2 separate regions of the Homo sapiens genome follow, and region 1 is linked to region 2. A link is a contact called in ENCODE Hi-C data. All regions are on one chromosome and are shown on one strand. Each heading gives the region's core, a stretch centred on a gene start or an enhancer-like site at or near the end of the contact. The rest is flanking DNA. Distances are from core to core; before and after follow the strand shown.

Region 1 (3,896 bases), core at 963-3,462, 2.3 Mb after region 2:
TCGTTCTTCGTTTCAGTAAGTTTACAGTTTACCATGGGGAAGAGACAAATACTGAACAGGCAGTTATATTACTCTCAGTAAAATAACAACTGGGAACAGTTTCTGGGGATTACTTTACATATGGAGGAAATGCAAAAAACACTTTGTCAGGATTATTCCTGTAGCAAATTAGATGTGACTAGGTCAACCAAACATGGCCACTGTGAACCATCTTATTGAGCATAGAAGTGGTTTTGCTAAAAATGGATTTCTCCACGGAGCACGGTGGCTCATGTCTGTAACTCCAGCACTTTGGGAGACTGAGGCAGGAGGATTGTTTGAGACCAGTTTGGGCAACAAAGCAAGACCCTGTCTCAAAAAAAAAAAAATCAGGGCGTGGTGGTGGGGGCCTGTAATCTCAACTACTCGGGAGGCTGAGGCAAGAGCATCACTTGAGCCTGAGAGGTGGAAGTTGCAGTAAGCTGAGACTGCACTACTGCACTCTAGCCTGGGCGACAGAGTGAGACCCTGTCAAAAAAATAAAAAATAAAAAAATAAAAAAAATCAATTTCCCGTATACTTCTGTTATAAAGAAGTCTTTAAAAAATTGCCTGCTCCCTTAAGTCAGCCTTTTCACTGAGTTTAAATTTCGTTCCAATTTGAACAAATATGGATGCTAATACTATCCTTTATAGTTACTAGTGCTAAGTGCGTTGCATGTAACACCTTGAATACTTACTGAAGTCTGCAAGGTTGGTTTTATGCCCTGATTACTGATGGAGACACAAATTCTGAACAACTGTGACTTCAGGGATGCTAAACACCATAGTGAGGCACGATGCGGGGATTTGAATCTTGGCCTGAGGGTTCCAGAGCTGTGGCCTTTTCTGGGGTTACTCTGTTAATTGATTTCTAGTCCTTTCTGATCTACAAGCCGCGGCATTATAACTTTTAGATGCTGAAGAAAACTAAACTATATGTCAAGGATTAAGGCTTGTGAACCCCCAAAATTTGGGACAGGTCTCAGTTAATTTAGAAAGTTTATTTTGCCAACGTTAAGGACGCGCAGCTGTGACACAGCCCCAGGAAGTCCAGATGACATGTGCCCAAGGTGGTTGGGGCACAGATTGGTTTTATACATTTTAGGGAGACAGGAGACATCAATCAACATATGTAAGTACACTGGTTCCTTCCAGAAAGGTGGGGACAACTCGGAAGCAGGAAGGGCTTCTAGGTCACAGGTAGATGAGAGACAAAAGGCTGCATACGAGTTTCTGATAAGCCTTTCCAAAGGAGACAATCAGAATATGCATCTATCTCAGTGAGCAGAAGGATGACTGACTAGAATGGGAGGCAGGTTTTGCCCTGAGCAGTTCCCAGCTTGACTTTTCCCTTTTGCTTAGTAATTTTGGGACCCTAACATTTTCACAGGCTTTAAATTTTATTATTCTTTAGTTACTACGTGCTAGCATATAAATAAATAGTACAAAACCAAGAAGGCATCCACCTTTTGGTTGTCTCTTCACGTGTAAAACAACACTTTGTGTTAAGTATCTTCACACACGGCGGCGCAAAGGTAGAAACCGATACTAAAAAAGCGTGTAGAAAATAGTTCCCAGCCTGGGCAACACAGGGAGACCTCATTTCTACAAAAATAATTCGCCAAGCATAGTGGTGCGCACCTGCGGTCCCAGCTACTTGAGAGGCTGAGATGGGAAAGTTGCTTGAGCTCGGGCAGCAGGAGTTCCAGGCTGCAGTGAGCTAAGAATGCGCCACTGGACTCCAGTATGGGCGACAGCGTGAGACCCTGTCTCAAACAAAAACAAAAGCCCGTTACTCCACCAAGAAGGCGCTTTTGCACATTGTTTTAATGCTTAACGCCTTCAGGATGCCAGCGTGACGGAAGCAAGTAACCACCAAGGCATCACCACTGGCGCTAAACTTCTCACTTCCGGAGTGCTGCAAGCGCAGAAAATATACGTCATGTGCGGAGGCGGAGCTTCCGCCCTGCGCGTCGTATTAGACGGAAACCGAGCGGGCCCATTTTTCATGGGTTTGCGGACCCACCAGCGAAGGCGGGAGGTGTCGCAGGGACATCTTCTGGCTGTTTCCGTCGCCTGCGTGGCCCTTGCACCCCGGTCTTCCATTAGCGGCGCAGACGTTTGGGCCTAAGCGCTGGGCGAGGCGAGGCCCTGCCCCTCCCCGCCAACGGCCATTCTCTGGACCTGTCTTTCTTCCGGGAGGCGGTGACAGCTGCTGAGACGTGTTGCAGCCAGAGTCTCTCCGCTTTAATGCGCTCCCATTAGTGCCGTCCCCCACTGGAAAACCGTGGCTTCTGTATTATTTGCCATCTTTGTTGTGTAGGAGCAGGGAGGGCTTCCTCCCGGGGTCCTAGGCGGCGGTGCAGTCCGTCGTAGAAGAATTAGAGTAGAAGTTGTCGGGGTCCGCTCTTAGGACGCAGCCGCCTCATGGGGGTCCAGGGGCTCTGGAAGCTGCTGGAGTGCTCCGGGCGGCAGGTCAGCCCCGAAGCGCTGGAAGGGAAGATCCTGGCTGTTGGTATCCTTAACGCCGCGTTGGGACTTGGGGTGCAGGGATTCGGGGCTGGATTCCTCGCGGGGCTCTGCCTTGGGCACAGTGGCATCTGCAGGATGATGGTCTTGGGTCGGGGTCGGGGTCGCTATAGAATCTCTGTCACTAGGTTTTCTAAGTACAGTCGTCCCTCGGTATCCCCGGGGCTTTGGTTCCAGCCCCTCCTCCGTATACCACGATGTTCAAGTTCCTTCAACTCCCTTATATAATGGCGTGGTATTTGCATATAAACTACCCACTTCCGTAATCTTTTAAATCGTTTCTAGCTTACTTGTAATGCCGAATGCAATGTAAGTGATCTGTAAATAGTTGTTATACTGTATTTTAAAATTTTTTGTAGTTTTTATTGGTATGTTTTATTTATTTATTTTTTTCCATCGCAAATATTTTTGATCCGTGGTAGGTTGATTGCGGAATCGGGTGATGAGGCGGGCCGCCCTGTCTGCTTTCCCCAGCTTTGCAGTCTTAGCGGCCTGTGCATCCTGGTTTGTCACTTTGTGGCAGTGCTTTATGTTCCTCTCTGCCTTAGTTCTCTCATCTGCAAAGTAGAGGTGGTGATAGTATCTACACACAGGATTGGAATGAGGAATAAAGAAATTGCCTACATGAGAGAAGTTTAGTGCGATTAATACAGTAAATCTTAAAGTTATTATCCTGTCCGGGAGGTCAGTAAGGAGAGCAGAGTAGACTTCGACGATTAGTTTTGCTTGAGTCTTGCCCCATTTATGTTTCTTAGAGGAAGGATAGTGTGGACAGGTGTTTTACCCATTTTTTAAATTGACTTTTTAAGGACTATTGTTTCTGTACATGTTTGGCTGGTTTTGTTTGTCATTGGAATTAAATTCTTTTTTCATTAGCAAAACGTGATACTGCTTTTGAAATTTTTATCTTTTTCTTTGTTATGTAGTCATTTTTTTTTTTTTTTTGAGTATCTATTCTGGCTCAGAATCTGGTGATACCTTACACCAATTTCCTAAATGGGGATCTATGAGTCTAGGGGCTCGTGGGCTTGTGGAAAGAGTCCTGTAAATGATTGCGGGGGGATTGGGGACGGGAAATGGAGTGCAAGAGTGTGTGGGCGTTCAGCAAAGGAATCCCTGACTGTGGAGCCCTAATTCTTCAGTAGGTACAAAACTTATAAATAAAACGACATTGATAAGTTTTAAAACATAATGAGATTATCATTTTTTGCAAGTGAATAATCTTTAAATAAATCTGTAATTGATTTTTGGCTTAAAAGTTTTTATACAGGGTACTTTGAATTGGGGAAAGCCAAAGGATTTTTGTTTTGTTTTGTTTTGTTTTTTGTTTTTTAGAGCACATGCGCT
Region 2 (4,281 bases), core at 1,205-3,704:
GATATATGGAAATTCATTCTACTTTGCTGGGCTTTTATGTTTGCTTAAAATTTTCCCAATAAGCAAAACAAACAAACAAACAAAATCAGAACCTTGATCAAAATGTAGAGGTTATCACTGGAGAGCCTTGCTTTCCAGGCACCCCCACCCCCGACCCCACCCCTCCTCTCGCGGAGTCCAGCCTCAGCACGCCAGTTGTTCACCTTTGTCTGAACACACTGTCATTTTCAGCTTCTTATTTTTGCTCATGGTGTTGGCCACCCTTTCCATTCCTGTGCCTATAAAAATCTGTTCTCTGCTTAAGGTCTCCCCAACTGTGACCTTCTCCTGGCCCTCCAGTGAGCACTCACCTCTCAGTTCCAACAGCACACTGCCTCTGGTTTCATTCTTCGCTACGTTCTAGCTATTTACCAGGTCTGTTACCTCATGATGCCATACAATCCCAGAGACTTCCAATAGCTAAGTCTTTTCTGTAAATCCATTTAAGGGGGTATCACGATGCCTTTTACGGAGCAAGCTCCGCAGTCCAGGGGCAGGTCCTCACGGCCTAAACACGGCTGCCTTATCCTGAGTAGTTTTACTGACAATAGAGCTTCAACTGAAGAATGAATTCCTGTTCAGCAGGACACTGGGCAGTCATGTTTAATTGAGAACTCTTAAAATTCCTAATAGAGTTTGCCTAGATGGAGGATGTTCTAAAGAGGGCTGCGAATATTTCGTGTTTCTGTCCTCTTACTGTCACCTTTCCTTGGGTCCTGTCCCCTCTTCAAGCATGGCTGCACTACACTTCCACACCAGCCTGCTGGTGTCCTAATCACTGGTAAGGGCCCTGGCTCGAGGTGGATACAAAGCCTCCCAATGACTTCACTTCAAGAATGGACACAGATTGGAAATCTTACTAGTAAAGAGAGAAATGAACAGATCATTTTAAAATCCCTCTTCTATTCTGCTTACTGCTACCTACTATCCAGATCACCACAAACAACCACCCTCTCCTAACTAGTAGTAGTTAGGGCCTGGTTAGTAAAATCAACTAGCCCAAAGTATTTCCGTACAAAAATCCACCAATTAGAAATTAATTTAACTTTGCAAACTCAGCTTTTACAATACGAATCTCTGCTAGAACACAGTGGTCTGCTTATTCAGGGAAGTCTGGCTTCTTCTGGGAATAGTTTCAGGAAAACAAGGCATTTTGGGAAAATACGGGCAAACTGCAGGTGCTCTTCATCTGAGCATTTCAATAAATTGAATGAGGCCAGGGAAAAGTCTTCACTTACAGGTAAATGTACATAAGGACACCTACGTGTGTGTAAGACCTACACTTTAAATAGGTCACCTTTAGTTTTTCATTAATCATTTCTCCTGGGACATTTAGCAAAACGAATAACTTGCTTTTAAAAAAGGCCACAAATCCCGGGTGCAGTGGCTCATGCCTGTAATCCCAACATTTTGGGAGGCCAAGGCGGGCGGATCACGGGGTCAGGAGTTCGAGACCAGCCTGGCCAACATGGTGAAACCCTGTCTCTACTAAAAACACAAAAATAAGCTGGGCGTGATAGCAGGCGCCTGTAATCCCAGCTACCCGGGAGACTGAGGCAGGAGAATCGCTTGAACCCGGAAGGCAGAGGTTGCAGTGAGCCGAGATCGCGCCACTGCACTCCAGCCTGGGCAACAGGGCAAGACTTCATCCCAAACAATAAAAAGGGCCAGAAATCGACTGCATTTTCTTATCACTTAAATATTAAATCAACTAAGCGTGGAGTTAAGAAGCTGTGTTCAAAAAACACTTAAGTCTGCTTTTGAGCTTGTGGCGTTGTCCTTGGCCCACAGAGTAAAACAGCAATGATAACCATAATTAATAATCAAGGCAGTAAATTTCTTCAAAATTTCAGAAGTTTCACTAATGGCTCCAAAGAAACCTTAGATCAGAAATTCACAAGTGCCAGGAGACGTTTTTAGATTTCTTTTGCAGCTTCTAGTCTCCTTACAAACAGGAAATCTTTAAAATGAAAAACAATTTCTGAGAAGTGTTAGCCCGGTTCAGCTGAGGTCCTCTGAAAGCCAGCGTGTGGGCTGTCACGCTTCCTTTACAGGGAAGCAGCGCCCGTGCGTGAGGCGGTTCCTGGCTTTTACCGCCCTCTGCCCGTTCTGGCAATCGCGCCCGTGGCCCCCGCGCGGGGCAATGGAGGACGCGTTTCGGGGTCCACCGTCCCCTCCCTCCGGCTGGCCTCGCCGGCCGGCGGCGCCCCAGGCCTCCTCCCTCACCCGCGGGGACGCCGAGTGCTGCGGCCTCGACCCGGACGCCGCGCAGGGAGCGACGCCCCAGGTTCCCGCGGGCGCCAGGACACCCCGCCTGGGGGGCGGAGCAGGCGCAGCCCCGACCCCCGCCCGGGCTCAGCGCCTCACCTGCCGGCAGCCGGGGCTGTCGGGGAGGGCAGGGCCAGGGCGGAAATGCAGGGCCGGGCCCGCGCCTCTGCTCCCAGGCCGCCCCCGGCGGCGCCCCCTGCAGGCGGAACGCGAGGCCCGCCAGCCCCTGCGGCGCCCTCGCACACACGTGGCCGCTCGCACAACTGGCCGCCTAACAGCCAGACCCACCCACGCCGATGCCCGCCGGAGACGCCCCGCCGCAGACACAGCGCAACCAGCTTCACACACCTGGGGACGCCCCACAGAAGTCACATCCACCCTAACACACCTGGGCACTCAGGCTCAAGCCCCGACTGCATGGTGGACCCTGACACACCTGGGCCACACCCCACAAAACAGACTCACAGACGACTCCACAAGCTTGGGGACACGCCACATCAAATGGACACACATGCACACACAAATGAACCCAAGCGCAGACACACTTGGGGATGCCAACCATGTGTGTATCTATCACATCACACACCACCAAGGCCCCCCAGCTGGGCATGCACACAGCCCTGATACCGAGTCCAGACCGCCATCTAGTCACACTGCCCACTTACTTACCAATACTCTTAAAATGAAACTGTGGCCGAAGGAGACAATGGAAGGATGACATCACCTCTTCCCTAGCTCCAGGACTAATTTAAGCCCCAGAAATTATAGGACTGAGAACCAAAATCGAAAGAGAACATTTTCCCTAGAGACAATGGGTTAAAGCAATGCCACTTGGGGGCCAGGTGGTAGGAATGGTACAGCTATGGAGAGAGTGACACTTCTGTCTCTCCGAAAGACACAAATCTGTGTTTATCAGATTAGCAATAATCCCCCTTAATCATTTCCTGCCCTTTCTACTTTCTCATGGATGTGGACTGATTGAAACCTTTATATAAACTGGTTTTTATCCAAACGTTTCCAACAATGCAGATGTAATTGTATTTTGAACAGATGTACAATTCCAAAAGAAATCTAAACCATCAGGTACATAAGTCGTTGGTTTTCACAGTTTTTTCTTGTCTTGGACACTTCATAATTAAATTGAAATGTATTAAAAAACCTTGTCTAGCTCATATTAATATTTTTTTTTTTTTTTTTTTTTTTTTTGAGACGGAGTCTCGCTCTGTCGCCTAGGCTGGAGTGCAGTGGCGGGATCTGGTTCACTGCAAGCTCCGCCTCCCGGGTTCACGCCATTCTCCTGCCTCAGCCTCCCAAGTAGCTGGGACTACAGGCGCCCGCCACTACGCCCGGCTAATTTTTTGTATGTTTAGTAGAGACGGGGTTTCACCATTTTAGCCAGGATGGTCTCGATCTCCTGACCTCGTGATCCGCCTGCCTCGGCCTCCCAAAGTGCTGGGATTACAGGCGTGAGCCACCGCGCCCGGCCTCATATTAATATTTTTAAAGACAGCAGTAATTCTTAACTTTTTGAAGCGAAAGAATGATTCCACTTTCATCTCTTTTTTGAGGGGGGAAAATCATGTCAGCAAAGGAAAGTGAGACAAATAGATAAATAATTCTTCTGATAAAGGAAAATTAAAGATGACGCAGACTAGACGAATTTTTTGTTTGTTTTGAGATGGGTTCTCACTCTGTCACCTAGGTTGGAGTACAGTAGCATGTTATTGGCTCATTGCAACCCCTGTTTCCCAGGCTCGAGTGATCCTCCCACCTCAGCCTTCTGAGTAGCTGGGACCTCAGGCACCCACCATCACGCCCGGCTAGTTTCTTGTATTTTTTGGTAGAGACAGGATTTCACCATGTTGCCCAGGGTGGTCTTGAACTCCTGAGCTCAGGCGATCCACCCGCCTTGGCCTCCCAAAGCGATGGGATTACAGGTATGAGCCACAGTGCCTAGCCAAGACAAGTGTTAAG

The links. Hi-C counts contacts between places; a loop is a spot of excess contacts on that map. Pooled maps may share reads with other maps.
Region 1: a map of B cell shows a loop between it and region 2 (13-fold over the local background). The contact joins the promoter of ERCC5 here to the promoter of GGACT in region 2. A Hi-C loop is called at or near these places in 5 of 168 maps with a recorded cell type or tissue (B cell, CD8-positive, alpha-beta T cell and naive thymus-derived CD4-positive, alpha-beta T cell) and 8 of 50 pooled maps.

The regions. Positions count from the first base shown.
Region 1 is chr13:102,843,820-102,847,715 of GRCh38, forward strand. ERCC5 (ERCC excision repair 5, endonuclease) reads left to right here and starts at 2,213. Exons shown (of 15, transcript NM_000123.4): 1 at 2,213-2,535. The coding sequence starts at 2,448. All of the region lies in intron 9 of BIVM-ERCC5 (BIVM-ERCC5 readthrough), which reads left to right. RefSeq lists enhancers at 1,143-1,967, 1,552-1,601, 1,812-2,601, 1,968-2,790 and a silencer at 2,952-3,001.
Region 2 is chr13:100,586,335-100,590,615 of GRCh38, forward strand. GGACT (gamma-glutamylamine cyclotransferase) reads right to left here and starts at 2,455. Exons shown (of 3, transcript NM_001195087.2): 1 at 2,407-2,455. RefSeq lists a silencer at 2,088-2,607.